Regions from separate parts of the Homo sapiens genome. Here region 2 is linked to region 1. Evidence: read pairs that join two places in POLR2A ChIA-PET (ENCODE). Cell type or tissue: A673. All regions are shown on one strand. Each heading gives the region's core, and the rest is flanking DNA. Links, peaks and the distances in the headings are about the cores only.

The links. Peaks named below come from ENCODE experiments on the same cell type or tissue, not always from the same donor. Only the 100,000 strongest peaks of a DNase experiment are listed, where the experiment ranks them.
Region 2: POLR2A ChIA-PET joins it to region 1 with 5 read pairs; 4 of 35 experiments call an interaction of 5 or more read pairs at or near these places.

Annotation. Positions count from the first base shown.
Region 1 is chr20:5,129,801-5,132,712 of GRCh38, reverse strand. All of the region lies in intron 1 of CDS2 (CDP-diacylglycerol synthase 2), which reads right to left. Among named protein-coding and RNA genes, the nearest start is that of CDS2, 4.2 kb to the right of the region's middle. RefSeq lists an enhancer at 1-144. In A673, for the core only: no CTCF peak of the experiment used is centred there; a DNase peak (open chromatin) is centred at 1,062; H3K4me3 peaks cover 1,046 bases; H3K27ac peaks cover 2,500 bases.
Region 2 is chr20:5,055,799-5,058,710 of GRCh38, reverse strand. No RefSeq gene overlaps it. Among named protein-coding and RNA genes, the nearest start is that of SLC23A2, 56 kb to the right of the region's middle. RefSeq lists an enhancer at 1,736-1,785. In A673, for the core only: a CTCF peak has its summit at 1,818 (motif pointing left); no DNase peak of the experiment used is centred there.

The sequences.
Region 1 (2,912 bases), core at 115-2,614:
TGAGAAAATAATCTTTCACCTCCTCTCCCTGTTAAGCCTGGGAATCATAGTTAAGGTTTACTGATTTTTTTAATTCCTAAATTATTTCTCAACATAAAAAAATTTTCTTGAAAAAAATTAAGCATTTCTCTTATACCTGAAGTAGTTATAGTTCTTTAATATTTTATTTGAGTAGTTCAATCTCAAAGTCTATTGAAAACCATTTTTAATTATAAAAGAAGGTAATTGCATACAACAGTGTTCAGTGGTCCTTCTACAGTTAAAGCCTGTGATTCGGAGTACTGAAAAATTCCACAAGAAAATAAACCAAAAAGAGGCCGGGCGCGGTGGCTCACGCCTGTAATCCCAGCACTTCAGGAGGCCAAGGCGGGTGGATCACCTGAGGTCAGGAGTTTGAGACCAGCCTGACCAACATGGTGAAACTTTGTCTCTACTAAAAATAAAAATATTAGTTGGGCGTGGAGGTATGTGACTGTAATCTCAGCTACTCGGGAGGCTGAGATGGGAGAATCACTTGAACCCAGGAGGCAGAGGCTGCAGTGAGCCAAGAACACATCAATGCACTCTAGCCTGGGTGGCACAGCGAGACTCCATCTCAAAAAAAAAAAAATTAAAATTGAAAATAAACCGAAGATAGGTCATAGAAGGCTAAGTCCTTTCTATAAAACTTTCCTTAAAAGGTAATGAATATGAATAGGTTCTACAAATATATATAACTTGAAGATTTAATCACCTTTCAAGTGTGTAAGATGAATATTAAAGTTTTTTCTATAAAAATCTATTTTAATCAGTAGCAACATAGCTAACATATTATGTGACAAGCTCTGCTGTCAGCCCATACATACGTTTAATCCACATGAATATCCTGTAAAGCACATACAATTTTATGACCCCCATTTTAATGATGGACAAACTGAGGCTGCCACAACTTCCATGATCTACTCAAAGTTACACAGCCTTTATGTGGCGGAGCCCAGGCTCAAGGTAGATGTAACTGACCCAAGCCCCTGCTCTTACACGCTATCTTCAGTTAAGATTTAAACTCCCCTTTCTAAATGATGTCACTATTTCCTCTCCATATGGGTTTCATCTATCTAGAAAGGAAGCCTTGAAATAAGTAAAGCTCTAATTTAAATAGCACTTCAGCAATTAAGTAAAGCAGAAAACCCCAGAACCTATACGCTAACTTCCGAAACAAAATCTCCTGAAATGCCAACTCAATCATAAATTTTAAGATGCCAATCTTTCAGACCATATCTCATCCTTTGCTTTCCTAAGCTCCATCAGAAAAATATGGTTGGGTAGGAAGAGGATCATTCCCAAAGCCTAAACTCCAAGTTTCTTAGTTTGGCAACTATACTGTGCTTTGGGACTTTAAAATTATAAGCACAGTTCCCAGAGGAGAACATTTCCTTTATTAGCAATTGGCTTTGAAAATTCCATTCTCAGATGCTAAATATAACAAAATACCTTCTGACTTTTATAAATAAACATGCTCCAGATTATTTTGATACTAATGATTTTCTATTTACAAGACAGTTTTGCCACAGCAGTTAAGCAACTGTAACATTTTGAGGAATCTTTCAAGTTTACTCCAGAGCTTTTTTTTTTTTTTTTTTTAAGACAGAGTCTTGCTCTGTCGCCCAGGCTGGCGTGCAGTGGCGCCATCTCGGCTCACTGCAAGCTCCGCCTCCCAGGTTCACGCCATTCTCCTGCCTCTCAGCCTTCCGAGTAGCTGGGACTACAGGCGCCCACCACCACGCCCGGCTAATTTTTTGTATTTTTAGTAGAGATGGGGTTTCACCATGTTAGCCAGGATGGTCTCGATCTCCTAACCTCGTGATCCACCCGCCTCGTCCTCCCAAAGTGCTGGGATTACAGGCGTGAGCTACCACGCCCAGCCTCCAGAGCTTTTCTTTTCTTTTAAGACGTTGTTTGGCTCTTGTTGCCCAGGCTGGATGGAGTGCAACGGCGCAATCTCGGCTCACCGGAACCTCTGCCTCCCAAGTTCAAGCGATTCTCCTGCCTCAGCCTCCTGAGTAGCTGGGATTACAGGCATGCACCACCACGCCCGGCTAATTTTGTATTTTTAGTAGAGACGGGGTTTCTACTAAAACCCCGTTGGTCAGGCTGGTCTCGAACTCCTGACCTCAGGTGATCTGCCCACCTCAGCCTCCCAAAGTGCTGGGATTACAGGCGTGAGCCACCGCGCCCAGCCTATTCCAGAGCTTTTAAAGCACTGACTTGAAAATTGTTCACTGGATTCTTCTACTATGAAATTAAAAAGTTCTTGTTTCATAATGCATTTCCTTAAAATTTATTATTTCTAATTTCCTTGGGTTCTAACACAAGAATATTGGCAAAGCCAAAGTCATGGAAGTAGGTGTTTCCCAAACTATGAAACAGAATAAATCAGGATTTTTTAAAAGTTTACTATGGGCCGGGCACGGTGGCTCACACCTGTAATCCCAGCACTTTGGGAGGCCAAAGTGGGTAGATCACCTGAGGTCAGGAGTTCGAGACCAACCTGGCCAACATGGTGAAACCTCGTCTCTACTAAAAACACAAAAAAATTAGCCAGTCGTGATGGCAGGCACCTGTAATCCCAGGTACTGGGGAAGCTAAGGCAGGAGAATTGCTTGAACACGGGAGGTGGAGGTTGCAGTGAGCCGAGATTGTGCCATTGCACTCCAGCCTGGGCAACAAGAGCGAAACTCTGTCTCAAAAAAAAACAAAAAAACAAACCAACAAACAAAAGTTTACTATATACATTCAAAGACAAATAATAGATTTCACAGTTTTTAAAATGTTCCCTTATTAAAAATCCCAAACATGGCCAGGTGTGGTGGCTCACGTCTGTAGTCTCAGCACTTTGGGAGACCGAGGCGGGCAGATCACGAAGTCAGGAGTTC
Region 2 (2,912 bases), core at 305-2,804, 74 kb after region 1:
TAATTTTCCCTTTGATGAATATACCCACATACCTAGTTTTAAACATGTTCTCTCTAAGAAAAGATAGTTGACCATGAGTGACCATGGTGGGTCTGTAGGTGCCGGAAGGGTGAAAGTCAAATTCCTTTAAAGTTTAAAGGAAAACCCAAACTGGCAGTTCTCTGCAGAAGAGGACTGTCTTGCATACCTCCCCACAGGTAGACTCTTGGGTGAGGAATGGTCCGGCTCCCTGTGAGGAGAAAGAGGGCAGTAAATAGGAGAGGGACAAAGTAGGCTGGTGGGGCCTACTCAGTCATGAAGGGATTTTTCTTTCCTAGGTCCTCTGCGTCTCCTTCCTCATCTTCCTGAAGACCCTCCTAGTCCAGCCCTGGAGAGAGGATGTAGGACCTGGAGGAGGGTGTACCTATCCAAAGGAGGGATCAGAAATAACAGGGGACGCCAGGCACAGTGGCTCATACCTATAATCCCAGCACTTTGGGAGGCCAAGGGGGACAGATCACTTGAGATCAGGAGTTCGAGACCAGCCTGGCCAACAGAGCGAAACCCTGTCTACTAAAAATACAAAAATTAGTTGAATGTGGTGGTAGGTGCCTGTAGTCCCAGCTACTCAGGAGGCTGAGGCAGGAGAATTGCTTAAACCCAGGAGGCGGAGGTTGCAGTGAGCCGAGATCAGGCCACTGTGCTCCAGCCTGGGTGACAAAGTGAGACTCTGTCTCAAAAAATAAAAAGGAGGGGGGAGGGGGAAAGTGGGGGCATTTCTCAAGGGATGGGCCATGCATGCTTTCTAATAGAAGAGTCAGGCAGGTTGACTTAAAAGATTTAAATAAAAGGCCGGGTGCGGTGGCTCATGCCTGTAATCCCAGCACTTTGGGAGGCTGAGGCGGGCAGATCACTCAGGAGTTCAAGACTAGGCTGGCCAGCCTGGTGAAACCCTGTCTCTACTAAAAATACAAAAAATTAGCTGGGCATGGTGATGCACACCTGTAATCCCAGCTACTCGGGAGGCTGAGGCAGGAGAACTGCTTGAACCTGGGAGGCAGAGGTTGCAGTGAGCCAAGATTGCGCCATTGCACTCCAGCCTGGGCAATAAGAGCAAGACTCCATTTCAAAAAAATAAAATAAAATAAAATAATTAAGTGAATCTGAATATAGGCTTTTTCACATATCCCTGTTAAATTTGATTTTACTTGTTCAGTCCATCATTCTGGATCACAGAGATTGCCCTAAACCCTACTTGGTGTTATCATCTCTCTCTCTTTTTTTTTTTTAGAGACAGTGTCTCACTATGTTGCCCAGGCTGGTCTTAAACAATCCTCCTGCCTTGGCCTCTCAAAGTGCTAGGATTACAGGTGTGAGCCACCGTGCCTAGCCATTATTATCTCACATACTGATTGTTCCTTCAAGCTTAGAGTCATTTACAATTTGATAAACATTTCCTCCATTTTTTTCATTGATAATGCCACTGCAGTCTAGCCTGGGTGACATAGCAAGACCCTGTGTCAAAAAAAAAGATAACAATGTTGTAAGTCAGGCTCCCTAGAAGCAGAGCCTGAGGCGGGGATTCAGCTGCACGTGATGTCTTCGGGGAGTGCTCCCATGAGAAGGAAGTGAGGGAAGCCACATGTGACAGAGGAAGAAGCTGAGCAAAGATGTGGTTTTCATCTAGAATCTAGCCTTAGCATGATCCCACAGAGAGCTCAGAAGTATGAATAGCACCACAGTGTTGGTCTCACCCTGGGGCAAGAGGACCAGCCTTTATACAACAGAGTCACACAGCACTGTTTGCAGGCTGCTGGGGGTGAGTAACCTCCCAGACAAGGCGACCCCTGTTGGCCAAAAATAACTCTCTAGAAAATGGGGCAGTTGTGAGTCATTATCAACCATCACTCCCTGCAGCTGGGGGAAAGATGCACCAGGCAGCTGTATGAGCTTAATTGTGTCCTCCAAAATGTCATATGTGGAAACCCTAACCTCCAGTACCTCAGAATGTGACTCTATTTGGAGACAGAGCCTTTTTTTTGTTGTTGTTTGTTTTGTTTTGTTTTTGAGACGGAGTCTCTCTCTGTCGCCCAGGCTGGAGTGCAGTGGCGCGATGTCGGCTCACCGCAAGCTCCACTTCCCGGGTTCAGGCCATTCTCCTGCCTCAGCCTCCGGAGTAGCTGGGGCTACAGATGCTCGCCATCACGCCCAGCTAATTTTTTGTATTTTTAGTAGAGACGGGGTTTCATCATGTTAGCCAGGATGGTCTCGATCTCCTGACCTCGTGATACACCCACCTCGGCCTCCCAAAGTGCTGGGATTACAGGCATGAGCCACCGCGCCCGGCCGACAGCGCCTTTAAAGAGGTAATTAACTTAAAATGAGGCTGTTAGGTTGGCCCCTAATCCAGTCTGACTGATATCCTTATAAGAAGAGGAATTAGGACACACAGAGAGACACCAGGAATACATATGCACAGAAGAAAGACCATTTGAGGACACAGAGAGACTATGGCCATCTGCAAGCCAAAGAGAGAGACTCAGAAGAAACCCATCCTGCACGTGCCTTGATCTTGGACTTCTAGCCACCAGAGCTATGAGAAAACACATTTCTGTTGTTTAAGCCAAAGCTAGTGGTACTTTTTGGTAGCTTGAGCTGACTGAGACAGCAGATGAACAGGATCTGGATGGCACCAACAACATCCACTACATCTTTTTTTTTTTTTTTTTTTTTTGAGATGGAGTCTCACTCTATCATCCAGGCTGGAGTGCAGTGATGTGATCTCGGCTCACCACAACTTCCACCTCCCAGATCCAACTGATTATCCTGCCTCAGCTTCCCGAGTAGCTGAAATTATAGGTGTGAACCACCATACCCAGCTAATTTTTAGCAGAGACAGGGTTTCACCATGTTGGCCAGGCTGGTCCGATTTT